2 separate regions of the Mus musculus genome follow, and region 2 is linked to region 1. Evidence: chromatin loops called from intact Hi-C (ENCODE). Cell type or tissue: heart. All regions are shown on one strand.

Region 1 (8,000 bases):
ACCACAGTCTACTTCTGTCCAGTGTGGGCCAGCATAACACACAGAGTCATATATACCAGATTGGAGTTTTCCCTCTTAGTCAACTGTTGACATCAACTAGAAGTCATAGATGTCTTCTGAGAGGAGGAGCTGTAGCATGTGGCAGGTCATTTGTACACATTGCTTCTAGCTATGGTCTATGTCTACCGGGCATATCCAAATTTGTAATTCACAGATCACAAAACTAACTTATGATGTGAAGCTTCTTTGTATCAAGTAAATTGTTCTAGGGCTCAGTTCTAAACTAGGAGAGTGATCCTGCAGATAAGACCTCCTTTATGAGCTTAGGGTCCCACAGGACCCGCTAGGCTGTTTGCCTCGGCATAGCTCAGTTCTTTTCTGACCATTCAGTACGTAGATAAGAAAGATACCCAGCATGTGTCATGGCCTTTCTCCAGGATTCAAAGTAGCCAGGGGAGAATGATGGGGTAAGGAGCTCATCCTTTATGTTAGAGGGAGGAGCCTGGCAGGCCTGCAACTGTGACCTGGGAAAACGAGGCTCAAGTCACAAGACAACCCTGGGGTTTGCTTTGTTCTATTCTGCTTTTATGTCCAGCATACATATCTAAGATACATAAACTCCTGCTCTTGAAGTCCTATTAGCTTGGCATCATTAGCATGATGGTCAGGTTAATGTCCTATGAAACTACGAGACCAAATACTGGTAAACTTGGCCACAGCTAGATGGATGAGGGTTATTTATCACTGAGGCAGTTCTTTTCATGAAAATGGAAACAGCCTGGTATAGCTGTCTCCTGAGAGGCTCTGCCAGCACCTGACTAATACAGGTGCAGATGCTCACAGCCAACCATTGGACTGACCCTGGAGACCCCAATAGAAGAGTTAAGTGAAGGAATGAAGGATCTGAAGGGGATTGCAACCCCATAGGAAGAACAATATCAACTAACCAAACTCCCCAGAGCTCCCAGGGAATAGACCACCAACCAAAGAGTACACATGAAGGGATCCATGACTCCAACTATATATGTAGCAGAGGATTGCCTTATGTGGCATTTATGGAAGGAGAGGCACTTGGTCCTGTGGAGGCTCGATGCCCCAGCATAGGGGGATGGTAAAGGGGTGAAGCAGGAGTGGGTAGCTGGGTGGAGGAGCACCTTCATAGAGGCAAAGGAGAGGGGGAAGGGATGGGGACAACATTTGAAATGTAAATAAATAAAATAACCAATTTAAAAAAAAGAAAATGGGAAACAGTTCCAAATAACATGTGCAACTTTTAAAAAAGCATATACTTGTCCCATTAACCTAGATTCAGATGGCGGTTCTACATCAGGAAGAAGGCTGTTGGGAAAGCCAGCTATTCAGTCTGCAGCTCCAGTTGATAACTGACTCGGTTTACCAAAAGCCAGTGTTGATTTGACTCACTTGCTTACTATATAGCCGAGGCTGTCCTGAAATTTACTATATAGCCCAGACATGCCAGGAACTGCAGATCTTCCTGCCTCGGCTTCCACCATACCTTGTTTAAAAAAGACCATGCGTCCTCTGTGTTAGCCTGTTTGGTATTCTTTCTCTTTATCCCTTCCTTTTCCCTTCCCTCCAAGGTCATGTTTCCCAGACTGTCCTCAAACTCTTGAGTTTCACAACATTCTTCTATCTTAGTCGCTGAGACTTAGCATGCATCTGTAAAATCCAAGCTTTTTCTCCCAGCCCCAAGCTCCCTGAATAACGACCCTGAGACTCAAATTGTACTTACAAACTCCTAGGCCATAAGTTTTGGCTACTCCCTGACCATCTCATGAATCCCATTTATTCTAATCTAAGTTCTGCCACGTGGCAGGTTACCTGTGTTCCGGTTCCATGCCTGTCCTCCTTCCTGTTCAAGGTGCCCCATCCTCCTGCGAGTCCTCTATCCCAGAATCCTTTCTTCCTATCAGAATATCCCACCTTCTGTTTCCTGTCTCGGCTACAGGCCAGTGAGCTTTAATTGGTGTTCCGTCCATACTGTACACAGAGCTTGTCTCTGAGTATCACTGTAGCTGGATGCCCTACAAGTTTTCACGTTTTCTGTACCGCTGAAGAGCTCTGCTTATGTGGAGACGGAGCCTTTGGTAGGTAGGTCAGTGCTCCTAGAGCTTACACTTGCTTTTCCTATAACAGTCTTTATCCAGTAGGTAGGGAATTCATATACCTGTGGGTATTCTGCTGTAATAGGTGCCCCTAATATAACCCAGTTCAGGCCAGACCCCCTTCCTTACCTGGCCTTTAAGTGCTCCACTGAAAGTAATATGTCATAGTGATATTTTGAAATTAGTTAGCTCAAGGCCAGAGACTAGTAAATCCTAATTTTTTTTTGTTTTCCTTTGCCAGTGTGAGTTACCACAAGAAATGTGGTGCAAATTCTTAAGATAGGGTCATGGAATATGAATGTCGCTGTGCTTGGCCAGGGTTTGTCAGAATCGGGTGCCTGGCCTCACTGTAATTAAAGGGATGACCCAAGCTTAGCTGTCAGCTGAGAAGTGGCACTTTCCCTAACAGGCTAGTCTCGTAGTCCTGAAGTGATGGAGCTAGCTGCCTCCCACTCCCCATTCATTCAGAGGCTCTAGTGTCTTCCTCACCAGTGTGTGTCATACAGCAAAGACTATGCTAGGGACATACAGCAAGATCCCACTAGAGACTTGGACAAGACGTCGTTATCGTCCTGAACTGAAAAGCAGGAAGTCAGGCTGGGAAGAAGGCTCAGTCAGTAAAACGTTTGAGGACCTAAGTTCCATCCCCAGAACCAGTATTAAAAGGCCTAGGAGATGGGTAGACCTCTGGGACTTTCTGACCAGTTCCTGGGGGCTGGAGAGATGGCTCATCGGTTAAGGGCACTGACTGCTCTTCCAGAGGTCCTGAGTTCAAATCCCAGCAACCACATGGTGGCTCACAACTGATGTCCTCTTCTGGTGTGTCTGAAGACAGCTACAGTGTACTTATATTTAAAAAAAAAAAAAGAAAAAAAAAAACAAGCTCCTGGAGAATGACAGGACATGAAACTGTCATCTGACACTGACGCACGCATGCAGGATGAGTACAGCCTCAGGCAGAACAGACCCTGCCTTGGTGATAGGAAGGGCCAATGGGAACTGCTTTCTGCTGTGTCACTGGACTTCCTTAATAAGCATTTTTGTTGTTGTTGTTTTTTTTTTTTTTTTTTTTTTTGGTTTTTCGAGACAGGGTTTCTCTGTGTAGCCCTGGCTGTCCTGGAACTCACTTTGTAGACCAGGCTGGCCTCGAACTCAGAAATCTGCCTGCTGCTGCTGCTCCTACTGCTCCTCCTCCTCTTCCTCCTCCTCTTCCTCCTCCTCCTCCTCCTCCTTCTCCTCCTCCTCGTCCTCCTCTTCCTCCTCCTTCTTCTTCGTAGGTGGTAGTGAGTTTAATCTGAGGAATAAAGCTAATTGGCTGTGATGATGCTTGGGTGGGTGCACTACTGCACTTGGGAGGAAGGAGTTGCCTTTGAATTCTGACCAGCACGTGTCTGGTCAGGTCACTGTGAAAGGTGTATCACCAGATACGGTGTTCTGGAAAGAAACAGTGGCATAGGACTTGGCATCTGTCTGACAGGCTGGAGAAAGGCTGTACAGCATTTCTGCAACTCCCTGCTGATTGGAAGCTCGAGGCTGTATCTTTCATCTTAGTTACAAACTGGAACTTTCTCACTCACCGGCATTTGTCTTAGGAAGAAGCGCTGAATTTGTTCACACATTACAAATCCACTTCCTCAGTTTCCTAAAATGCTCAAGGTGTAAAGAAGAAAATTGAAAAAGAAAAAGAAAAGATTTTGTTCCCAAGAAGAAGACAGAGAAGAGAGGAAAGAGGCAAAACCAGTGAGATTATCAGGTCCTGCATGTGGCCTTCCCCTGGGGTCCCCTACTTTTAGTGGCAGGTTAATTTTTAGAATGCCAGTAGAGAAGACACGTGTGGCACGTAATGGAACTGGACAGACATTTGAGTCACCTCGATGAGCTAAGACCCCATGGAAATTAGCAAGAATCGTGACAAGGGCTTTGGGTACTCACCACGACTGCACTCTGGAAGAGACATAGGAAAGGCACCAGCTGACCTGGTTTACATTATTGAGTGTGTCTGGTTGTTGTGTTCTTTTACATAGAACTCTGGTGGCTGTGAGGCGAGAGTGCACGAAAGAAACTCAGCAGTAGCAGGGACCTGAGATCCAGCAAGTTCTGGTGATCCCTGGAGAACAGGGAAGCAAGACAAGAAAGGACTGTAAAGTCAGAGATAAAATAAGTGACTTCTACAAATATTCCTTCAGAAAAGTGCAGTCTCTGGAGATAAATGATCAGATAGAAAAGCAGCATAAAAACTAATTTTTGTATGTAGGCCATAAAAAGTACTTTTAAAATATATCTCTTATTTTAGTATCCAAGCTATAAAGTACTTAAGAATCGATTTAACAAAATATTTGCAAAATCTTTAGAGAAAATTATAAAAAATGTTTGCATACATTAAAGGAAAACAGCTTAAACTAGTGAAGAAATAAAATCTCTGGTTAGGAAGTTCAGCGCGTGAGAAGATGCCAGCTGTCCTCAGACTGACACCCAGATTCAATGCAATTCCAATAAAAATCCCAACAGGTGTTTTTGTGGAACTTGCCAAGCTGATTCTAAAATTTTTATGGAGGAGAAAAGAGTCAAGACTAGCCAAGACAATCCCAAAGAAGAAGAACAAGGTGAGGGGAGCTGCCTTAGCAGACACGATGAGTCCTTATTACACCAGTTTGATGTTGTCAGTAGGGCAGACAGACGGACTAGTGCAGACAGACCCCTGTATAAATGGAAACAGATTTATCATAGAAATGCTGTTCCCTTTTGGTTGGGGAAGGAATGGCCTTTACAATATATAGTACTAGAACACTGGGCAGACCTATGAGAGTAAGTGAAGTGCACCATCTGCCTTGTATAAAATGGAAGTACCGGTTCCATTTGACACACATACTGAAGTTTAAAGGTCAAGATTGTAAACCATGAAAATAATAATGGAAAACACACCTGTGACATCACCACAAGAAAGGATTTCTTGTCCCCGTCCCCACCCCCAGCAGGGTTTCTCTGTGTAGCCCTTTGTAGACCAGGCTGGCTTAGAACTGAGATCCACCTGCCTCTGCCTCCCAAGGATTCGGGCAAAGCCATGTGCCACCACCGCCCAGCAGGAAACGATTTCTTTTTTTTTTTTTTTCAATTTTTATTTTATTTTATTTTATTATTAATTTATATTTTATACTCCATATTCCATTTTCCACCCCCACCCCCATCCACCCTCCAACAGCTCTACATCCCACACCTGACTCCCCATAGATGTCCCCACCTGATCTCTAAACTCCTTGGGGCCTCCAGTCTCTTGAGGGTTAGGTGCATCATCTCTGAATGAATAAAAACCCGGAAGTCCTCTACTGTATGTGTGTTGGGGGCCTCATATCAGGTGGTGTATGCTGTCTGTTTGGTGGTCCAGTGTTTGAAAAATCTCAGGGGTCCAGATTAATTTCTTATACCTGAAAATGTTGGTAAAGTGAAAGATTGATGAATTTGACTGCATGCAACACAAAAATATTGTTGATAAGTAGAGACCATAAAAGAAAATAAAGGAGCACAGGTAACTGTGGTCAGTTAGTATCCAGAATACATACAGAAATAACGGAAAAGTAAAACAGTGGAGAAAATGCTAAATGAGGCACTGCACAGAGGAGGAAACCCTTCGAACCGGTAAGCTGGAAAGATGATGACCCTATTGGTAACATAGAAATGTCAGTATATTTTATATATTCAATGTACTTAAAGCATAACAGTAGCAAGTGTGGATGAAGGTTCCAGTGGAACCTATTCTGTCACAGTGGTAGTGTAAACAGTCACAGTTACACTGAAAGTCAGTTCCGAGCCTGTGACTCGGTGGTTAAGAGATCAAGTGTGGGCTGGAGAAATGGCTCAGCATTTAATAGCATTGCCTGCTCTTGCAGAGAATCCGAGTTCCTTTCCTAGCACTTAAGTCAGAAGCACACAGCCGCCTCTAACTCCAGCTGCCTGGGACCCGGTGCCATCTTCTGGCTTCTTTGGGGACACACAAGCACCGCACACTTACACAGATATACCTGTATGTAACTAAAACTCAAGTAAATGTTGTTTAAAAAGACCAGACCAAAACTGTACCTCTCATTTGTTAAAAAGAACAAATGACAGTTACAAACAACAGTTTGAATGATTTCAGAACATGTCTTAGGGTTTCTATTGCTGAGATAAAACAGTGAAGAAAGAGTTTATTTCAGTTTACTCTTCCCGTTGACAGTCGTCCATCATTGAGGGAACAGGAACTTGAAGGCAGGCGCTGATGCAGAGGCCATGGAGGGATACTGCTTAATGGCTTGTTCCTCATGGCTTGCTCAGCCTGCTTTCTTATAGAACCCAGAACCACCTGCCCAGGGATGGCACCACCCACAATGGGCTGGGCTCTCCCCCATCAATCACTAATTAAGAAAATGCCATACAGGCTTGCCCACAGCCCACTCCTGAGGCATTTTCTTACTTGAGATTTCCCGCCTCTTAGATGACATATGTCAAGTTGATACAAAACTATGCAGCACATGAGCATAATGTTGATCCAAAAGAAGAGCACATTAGCACTTGGTATGCTTCCATTTCCATCACAAGATCCACTGAGCAGTAATAAGGATGCAGTAGATGAGATACACAGCATAACAAGACAGCAATGAGCTCCAAGGTTACCTGTGAAAGGACAGAGGGGAACAGAAGGAGAAAAAGAATCCAGAATGAACTTGTAAGTTAAAGTGGATGGTAGGTGTACCGTTAAAAAAAAATGTTGAAGCATATAACCTTGGTTCAGTTACAGTTTGACTAAGAAATGAAATGGTCTTTGATGCTACCTCGTGTTTTCTAGAGAAGTTGATGTCATCCAGTCACTCAGTTCTACAGCTTCTACCAGGAGTTAGGCAAGCTGTTTCTCAGAGCAGAAATGAAAGTAGTGTAAGGCCTGCTCTGTTGTCCTGACATAGGCAGAACAAGCTCTGTCTTTTCTCCTGTCCCTTCCCTGGGGGTCCTGATAGTACTGTGAGGCAGCAGTCTCTCATTCCTTACCCTTCTATGTTAAAGGTTGTGTTCTGTGGGGCTAGGCCTGTACCCAGTTGGGACAGCTTGCTTTGCATACAGAGCCCTGGGTTCGATCCCTGACCCCACATAAAATGGAGCATGGTGACACATTCCTTTAATATCAGCGTTCTGGAAGTGGAGGCAGGAGGGCCATAAAGTCAAGGTCATTTTCAGTTCCATAACAAGGTCAAGGCCAGCAGTGGCTAGTACAGTAGTCTCATTCTACCTTTCTCTGCTCGACATCATTTTAAAAAAAGAAATTGTAGGACTCTTAGGAATTTCACCTGTCCTGTGCCAGCATGGAAACCCAGCTTAGACCAAAGACGATGCAGTGTCAGTGGAGTGGGGAATTCCAGGGTTAGCGGTGTTCTCAGTTCTGTATGCAAGAGTTGGCACAAAGAAAAGAAAAGCCGGAAACTTTCCTATCCTCGTGTGCCGGCCGCAGAGTCTCAGATTGGTTGTCTTGGTGAAATAACATTGCAGGATCTGCAGGGTTTAAAGTGAAATCTCCTGAGTCAGTAAGGAGTGAGGACTGTGAGGCTGATGGCCCTTACCTTTAGATGTACAGTATCATGTATACATTGTCATGCCAGGCCCAGGAAGGAGCCTTAATCATCCGACAAAATCAACTTCCCCAAAGCTGCTATCTCCTTCTTTTAGTCATTCCTATTTCCAGAGTCGGAAACCTGGGGGCTCTCCTTCACTTCCGTCTATCTCCAAACGTAGCTCCAGAATAATAGCTCAGGTGCATCCGCTTGCTCATGTTGTCATCTGTCTTAATCACAGTTCTGTGGCTGCGAAGAGACAGCATGGCCAAGGCAACTGTTATGAAAGAAACCATTTGAT
Region 2 (8,000 bases), 93 kb before region 1:
TGACACAAAACTAGCCAGTACACCCAGGATGACCTTCTGGTCTTCCTGCCTCTGCCTGTCAAGTGCTAGGGATATAATCATGCCTAGTTTATCCAGTACTGGGGGTGGAACCCAGGACTTCAGCATGCTGGACTAGCCTTCTGCCACCTGAGCTGCCTTCCCAGCTTAACCATTTTTGAATTTCTCTTCAGTAGTGTTGAGTATATTTATTGTGCTGTATAGCCAATGTAAATTCTTTTCATCAAAAAATTCTATACCTATTAAATAGCAACTCTTTGTTAAGTGTCCCTCTTTCCCTGGATTTGATCATGCTTCATAATTCATGAAAATGAAATCTATTGTTTGTCTTTTGTGACTGAAATATTTAACTTAATATACTATCTCCAAGGTTGATGTTATAGCATGTGTCATACTTTCTTCATTTTTTAAGACTGAAAGATTTGCCGTATTAGGCACTACATTTTCCTTATCTGCTCCTTCAATGGCATGAGATACAGATGGGCAGACCGGATGGCAGCCTCTCAGAAAAGCCTAAGGGTGCAGAATTCATAAGGACAGGCTATGCACTCAATGATAAAGGCTAGCTACAGTTGTCTTTTCTCTACCCAGTTCTCAGAAACAGAAATCTTGTCAGCAGCAGTAAGTGGACCCTGGATTCCAGTGTCAGGAAACCATTGGACATAACAATGCTGCAGTCACCCCGACTCTGGAGAATAACACTCCTGTATTCACAGATGGACAGATACTCTTTAAAGGGGCTGGCCAAGTATGTGGGAGGACTCTCGGGAAGTGAACCATCAAAACCCCTCTTTCAGACTTCTGTTTCTGCTTCAGTTCTTCTGACTGTTTATCCAGGAATAGAGTTGCTGGATTGTCTGGAAATCTGTATACAGTTTTAGAGCTGCCATGCTGGCTTCCACAGCAGCAGCTGCACCATTTTACAAACAAACTGCAACCCAGAAGGATTTAGTTTTGAGTTAGTTGCAAGCAAGGGATTTTGGGAATGATAGTGGGCCCTCGTTAGGGACTACAGATTGTTGGATTGTTCCCTAATGCTAGACAAAATATACCACTCAGGGCTTCCTTGGCCTGTTGCACACAGGGCTCCTCTCACACTGTGGTAGACAGTGCTTCCCCAGAAGTTTACTTGCATAGCTACAGAATTTCTTTCTTTTTTTTTTTCCATTCTTACATTTTGTTGTCATTGTCGTCTCAGGCCTTGACTGCATACTTCAAACAGTTTTGAAACCCTCTCAAGCATGTAGAGCCCTCTTCTGTAGAAGTGTTTCCTCCCTGTCTAGCTTGGAGGAAAGCTGTGGCTACTTACTTCATTTTTTTTCTTCTCTTTTCTCTAACAGCCTTATTCTTTGTCCTGGGTTCACCTGGCTGATATAGAACTATCTCTGTACCTGTGCCAAGACTGCAGAGTGATAATGTGAAATGTTATGCAGTGGGCAGGTTGCCACGACTACAAACCCATGCTCCCAGTTTTATCTGGATTCCTATGACCTTGTTTTGTGGAGTCATCCTATATTCACCATAAAGGCTCAGTGTTCGAGAGATCACAAGATGAAGCAGTTGTGAATAGTTCAGATACTTCAGAAATACTGAAAACTAAAGCCTTCTTTCAACTTCCCCCCATAATTTCACCTTGTACCTTCTAGAAAACTAAAGTTCATTGCATGGAAAGGTCTAGATTTTTGCCTGACCAAACTTACTTTCTTGACTCACTGAAGAAATACTCCCTTGTATAAGCATTTCCCTGTCCCTGCCTTCTATACACCATATGCCAGCATCAAAAGTAAAAATGTGAAAGAGGGGAAGAGAAAGGCAAATGTGTCCATATGTACATGTACATGTAACACGTCAGTCATAGGTCACGGTTGGCCTGCTTAACTGCTGCAGCTGTAACCGTGCTTGCCCTGAGCTAGCACATCCTCTGACCGTTTTCTCCCAGAGAGTGACTGAGCCTTCTCGTCTCAGGCTGAGGTATTTGGTTTCTGAAGGTTGTCATTTACTCTTATCATTGGGCATGAAAACAAGAAAGAGATGCCACAGAGGATTTTAGGCAGTCCCTGCCAATGTAGTTTCCCCTTTAAGCAAAATAACCCCCTTTAACTCGATGGTTGCAACTCCTGATGGAAACATTTGCCCCTGAAGACTCAGTTCTGCAAGCCAACAGATTCCAGAATGAGAAACTACTACTAATAAAGAGCCACTCTCCCTTCCAACTTTTGATCTGGCTGGAGGATCTGATTCAAAGCATAAGACAGACCCCATTCTTCTAAGGTAATTAGAAAGATATATCTTCTTTTTTTTCTTTTTTAAGATTTATTTATTTATTTATTTATTTTAGGTATGAGTACACCATTGCTCTCTTCAGACACACTAGAAGAGGGCATCTGATCCCGTTTCAGATGGTTGTGAGCCACCATGTGGTTTCTGGGAACTGAACTCAGGACCTCTGGAAGAGCAGTTGGTGCTCTTAACTACTGAGCCATGGCTCCAGCCCAGGAAGCTGTATCTTGTATTCAGCCCTTTCCTGTCTGTCTGCTTCCTGGCTTTCCAGAGCGGCCACACCACGTGCTCTTGACACTGATGCTCTCCTCTGTCTCATGCCCAGAGTCTGACCTTGCACTGAAGCCTTTCACACTGCCTTGGATACTTTTCTATTACAGTTTCAGAGGGTGAGGCCATGACCATCATGGAGGGAAGCAGGGCAGCAAGCAGGCAGGCATGGTGCTGGGGCAGTAGCTATGAGTATACTCTACAAATTACAGGCAGAGCGAGCAAGAATAGGCCTGATGTGGGCTTTTGAAACCTCAAAGCCAGTGACACATCTCTAAAATACCACTCTTCCTAATCTTCCTCCAAACAGTCCCACTAACCCTGGACCACACTTTTAAATCCTATAAATCTGTAGGAACCGTTCTCACTCAGACCACCATGGATTCTGTAAGCCAAAGCAAATCTTTCCTCATTGACACTGTTTTATGTATTTATCACAGCTGTGTATGTCTGACACATTCTGTTGCTTCTTATGGGTGTTGGAATATATGGCAAGACCATTCGGTTCTGTGGCCCAGAGCTGACTTAACACTGTGTTGTGATAAGGGCCCCTTGATGAGATGCAGTGCTTTGCAGAATGCTGCAGTGGTGAATAAAGCATTCTGTGCGTCAAGAGATTCTGGGTCCTCACAAATGCAGTATAGGCAAGAAAGGTAAATCTATCAAGAATAGTTATCTGTTCCTCAACAACAAATCTCTGCCTCTTCAGAGCCCAGTGTTGTCATCTTGCAGGTTGGACCCTTTAGAATGGTGCCGTAGTGGAGACTTGTTTTAAACATTCAGCACTTGGACCAGGGAGCCCTTTGTCACATCTACTGCAGATGAGATTATGATAAGGTTTTCAGGTTGAGGGTAGTTGGTAGGAGAGATGACAGACAAGCTACTTTCACCAGGAAGAGAGGCTCCAAAGTTGTCCGTTTTATCTGGACTGGCTCTAACTACATACCCTAGTTAGGTTTCAGGGTCCCATTCTTTCCTGATCAGTACCCCAACTGGCACATGAGATATGGCATGCTGATATATTCAACTGTTGTAATTAAAAAACTCACAAAATTAAAATTGTGTTGATTTTTAGCAATAGCAACTGTGTAGCTTCAGACAATTATCTTAGACCTGTCATAGAAGCTCTCTGCTTCTATGGTCATGATTTAGTTAGCAGTCCACGAATGATGGGAACACACAAGAATGGAGGTGTGAGGAGGGGTGGGAGACCTGAAACACAGCATCCATAAGGCAAGCCACACCCAAAGGCTGGATGTAGAGCAAGTAAAAGGAGTTATTTCAAACGTACTTGTATACAGAGGGTATATATAGCCAGACATATAGGTGTACAGACAAATGGGTGGTCTGATGTGAGCAGAGAACTTGGAGTGCAGTGTCTGCAGAGAACCCTGAGAAGGTGATCAGGGCCTAGGCAGTGTTTCCCAGGAGTGTGCACATGATGGCAGCTGAGTGCCCCCACCAGGTATCCTTAGACCCCATGGCTGGCCGAACCAGAAGGCACTCAAGTTCTTGTCCTGCGTGCTGGTCTAGTGTTTCAGCGCCCTCTACTGAGGAAACTTCATATTGGGCTTACTGAAAGAAAGGCTTGAGGGAGTAATGGTTGTTAATGTACAGCTTGTGAGTACATTGAGGACTGGATGAATGGCCATCACTTTATAACCAGCATGCTAGGTCTATGTGAAAATATGTTTTCCAATATTTTCATTCCGTGAATTTAGTAACAAAATAGCAAATGTATATGTATTTTAAAATCTTGAATCCACTATGTGACATAGCATGGAGGAGACAGAAGCAGGAGGATCAACTTGAGTTTGAGGGCAGCCTGGGCTGGTTAGTGAGTTTTAGGCCAGCCTTAGCTACAGAGTAAGACCCTGTCTAGAAGCAAAGTCCCCAAACTCCAAAGTTTTAATGTTTTAAAGAAAAGATTGATATATTTTTATGTGCATGGGTGTTTTGCCTACATGTATATCTGTGTAAGGTGGTAGGGTAAGGCACTTGCTATCAAGTCTGATGAACTGAGTTCTATTCCCAGGACCCACGTGATGGGGAAGCATCCAACTCCTGAGAGTTTTCTGTGGCTTCCACGTGGGTACACAACATGCACGTACAACTGATACTCAGTCAAAACAGTTTTAAAGAAAGAACAGCTGGACCAGGCCAGGGAATTAGCTCAGTTATTAGAGTGCTTGTCCAAAATGCATGAAGTCCTGGTCTCAATCCTCAGTACTGCGTGAAGCAGGCATGGCAGTGTAGGTCTATAATACCATTATCCAGGATATTTTGTGCCAACTTGAAACACCATCTTTATAGTATGCTCAGTTCCCAGATCTTTTCTGGACACTGCTCTCTTTCATTGATTTGTTGAGGTTTGTTTGTTTGTTTGTTTGTTTTGGGGGGTGTTGTTTAGGTTTTTGTTTTTGAGACAGGGTCTTACTGTGTAACTCTGACCCTATGTAGACCAGGCTGACCTTGAAGTCTCAGTCCTGTGATTAAAAGTTACACCACTGTACCTAACTTTTTAAAAGTGTATTTCTAAAGGGGAGGGGTGGGCTGTGTGCATGTGTAAGTGCAGGTGCCCTTAGCGCAGAAGAGGAAGTAAGGCCACTTGGAGCTAGAACTCCAGATGCTGGCGAGCCGCATGGGATGGGGTTGGATGGAATTCGCGGACTCTGCATGAGTAGTATGAGCTGTCCTTCCAGCCCCTCACCTGTTTTCTCATTCCTATCTCAAAACAGTAGTTTAAATTAACTTTAGTTTACATGGCATGTTTTATATACATAGCATATGCATGCATGTATGTATGAATGTGTGTGTGTGTTTTCTTATGTTTTTTAATCATCTTAAATACCTCCGTTATTTTCTGTTTCCCAGAATCCCTTTTCCAACCATGAACTTTAGACTCAGTGCTTGCATATCTATAAAGAAATCATCGGGAAGTATTTTATCAGAATTATTGTACATTTGTGGGTCATCTTAGAATATTTATCCATGTCTTTTGTATTCTTGAGGGCAATTTGGTATGATTTTATTACTTTTTTCATGATTTTTAAAAAAGATGTTTGTTTATTTTATGTACATGTACAATATAGCTGTCTTCAGACATACCTGAAGAGGGGATTGGATCCCATTACAGATAGTTGTGAGCCACCATGTTTTTGCTGGGAATTGAACTCAGGACCTCTGGACTCGCTGAACCATCTCTTTAGCCCCAATTCTCATGATTTTTAAGTATCTTTAAGGCTTTGTTGTTATCATAACTAGAATGTTGTTAATTTTTAAATATTAAAAATTTATTTTGCTTAAGACAAGATCTGTGTACCCTGGCTGGTCTGGAACATGCTGTGTAGTCCACGCTGGCCTCAAACAGATATCCTCCTGCCTCTGCCCCTAAGTTCTGGGGTTAAAGGCATGTGCTGCTATACCTGGTATTACCAGAATCCTTTAAAAGTTAAAATTTATAAACCAGGTGTAATAAGTATATTCTTTTATCCCAGCACTTGGCAAATTAAGCAAATAGCTATGAATTATAGGCTAGCCTGGGGTATGTAGCAAGAATCAGGGCAGCCAGTAAGAGCCTATCTCAAAAAAAAAAAAAAAAAAAAAAAAACCAGGTTGAAAGTGCTTGCCTGATCATCTTCACGCTTGATTTATTTTTCTCCTTCCCCCTCCTCTCCCAACTCCCCCCCCCATTCTATATGAGTCTCACTGGGAATGGAAATGTCTTGCTGTACAAACATGGACTGATGTTTGTTTATTGTCTTGTAAACTGCTTTGCTGAGTTTCCCTCAGCAAAAAACAAAAACAAAAAACACCTTAAATTGAGATAAGTATTTGATATTTCAGGGTTCTTTGTAATTTAGACTATTTGTGTAGACTTAGCAAATTTATCATCTAATCTGTAATTCAAATCTGAAACAACACTCAAGAAAATTCACACTTCAGGGTTGGAGAGATGACTCTTCCAAAGGTCCGGAGTTCAAATCCCAGCAACCACATGGTGGCTCACAACCATCCATAATGAGATCTGACGTCCTCTTCTGGTGTGTCTGAAGATAGCTACAATGTACTTACTTATAATAAATAAAGAAATCTTAAAAAAAAAAAAAAGGAAAATTTACATTTCTTTTACTCAGGGTTCTCTAGCAGAACAGAATTTATAGAATAAATATATGTATTTGTGTGTGTGTACACATACATGTGTAGCTAGATAGATGTGGATAGATATAGATAGATAGGTACATATATAGATAGGTGGATGGGTAGATAAATATATAATATATAAGTATATTATTTAATACTATATTATAATATTTATTTTAATATCATACATTAAAATATATAAATGTATTCATGAGATTTATCAGAATGGCTTACAGGCTCCAGATAATCTAATAATAGCTGCCTATAAATGAAAGGTCTAGGAATCCAGTAGTTGCTCAGTCCACCAGGCTGTCTCAGCTGGTCTTCAGTAGATGCTGTAATCCAGAAGATGTAGGCTCTAGCACCAATGAAGGAATGGACTTACTAGTGAGAGCAAGAACAAGCAGGCAAAGAGAGAAAGCTTCGGTCTTCCACATGCTTTATATAGGCTTCCAGCAGAAGGTGTGGTCCAGATGAAAGGTGGACCCCCCCCCTCTTCAAATAATCTAATTAAGAGCATTCCTCCTAGGTATGCCAGGCATTTGGGTTTTAGTTAATTCTGCATGTAGTCAAGTTGACAACCAAGAATAGACATCACACAGAACACTTCAGATTTTAAGATGATGGGTGTACAACCATCTAGTAATAGCTTTGTTCTTTCTCTAGAATAGTTTCCTTAAATTATTTTGACTAGAGCCCTCAGAGGGGTGTCAAGTGCAATGGTAGGCATGTTTCTGATGGTTAATTAGAAGACCCCTGAGATAAACAAAAATTTTCTCTTTACTTGCATTTTCTTTTGATGTTCCAGAATAACATCCACTTTTCTCTGCCCCTTCCCTGCTCTTCCAAGCAAACAGTGATAGCATGATAAACTTAAGCCCATTCCAGGCAGCATGCATTCATGCACACACCTAAGGTTGCAGTATGTATTCACGCACACACTAGGGTTGCAGTATGTATTCATGCACATACTAGGGCTACAGCATGCACACACCTAGAGCTGAAGGCTTCTCAGCTTGCTTGTGGTTTTGTCACTTCCTGCAAGCTAGGAGTCACAGAATGCCATCACCAGGACTCCCCCCAGCAGTATCTCTTGGAAAAGCTCATTTTGGGTATCATCTTTCAGACACTGAATTTGGTGCTTCTAAAACTAGCTTCACCTAGAACTCTAGCTTGACCCTTAGGCAGAAAGAGCATTATCTAATTCATCATTGGAACCAGAAATAAAAGAGGCCTCCTATTCAATAGGTGGACCTCTGAAGGTCTCGCTTTCCTACTGGTTCCAGGCA

The links. Hi-C counts contacts between places; a loop is a spot of excess contacts. Peaks named below come from ENCODE experiments on the same cell type or tissue, not always from the same donor. Only the 100,000 strongest peaks of a DNase experiment are listed, where the experiment ranks them.
Region 2: it touches region 1 in a loop (2.5-fold over the local background); 5 of 42 quality-filtered maps call a loop at or near these places.

What each region holds. Positions count from the first base shown.
Region 1 is chr2:130,522,572-130,530,571 of GRCm38, forward strand. All of the region lies in intron 6 of Ptpra (protein tyrosine phosphatase, receptor type, A), which reads left to right. Among named protein-coding and RNA genes, the nearest start is that of 4930473A02Rik, 37 kb to the right of the region's middle. In heart, a CTCF peak has its summit at 6,089 (motif pointing left); a DNase peak (open chromatin) is centred at 3,100; H3K27ac peaks cover 411 bases.
Region 2 is chr2:130,429,298-130,437,297 of GRCm38, forward strand. The region is part of intron 1 of Vps16 (VSP16 CORVET/HOPS core subunit); the gene reads left to right. Among named protein-coding and RNA genes, the nearest start is that of Vps16, 9.0 kb to the left of the region's middle. In heart, a CTCF peak has its summit at 4,120 (motif pointing left); no DNase peak of the experiment used is centred here.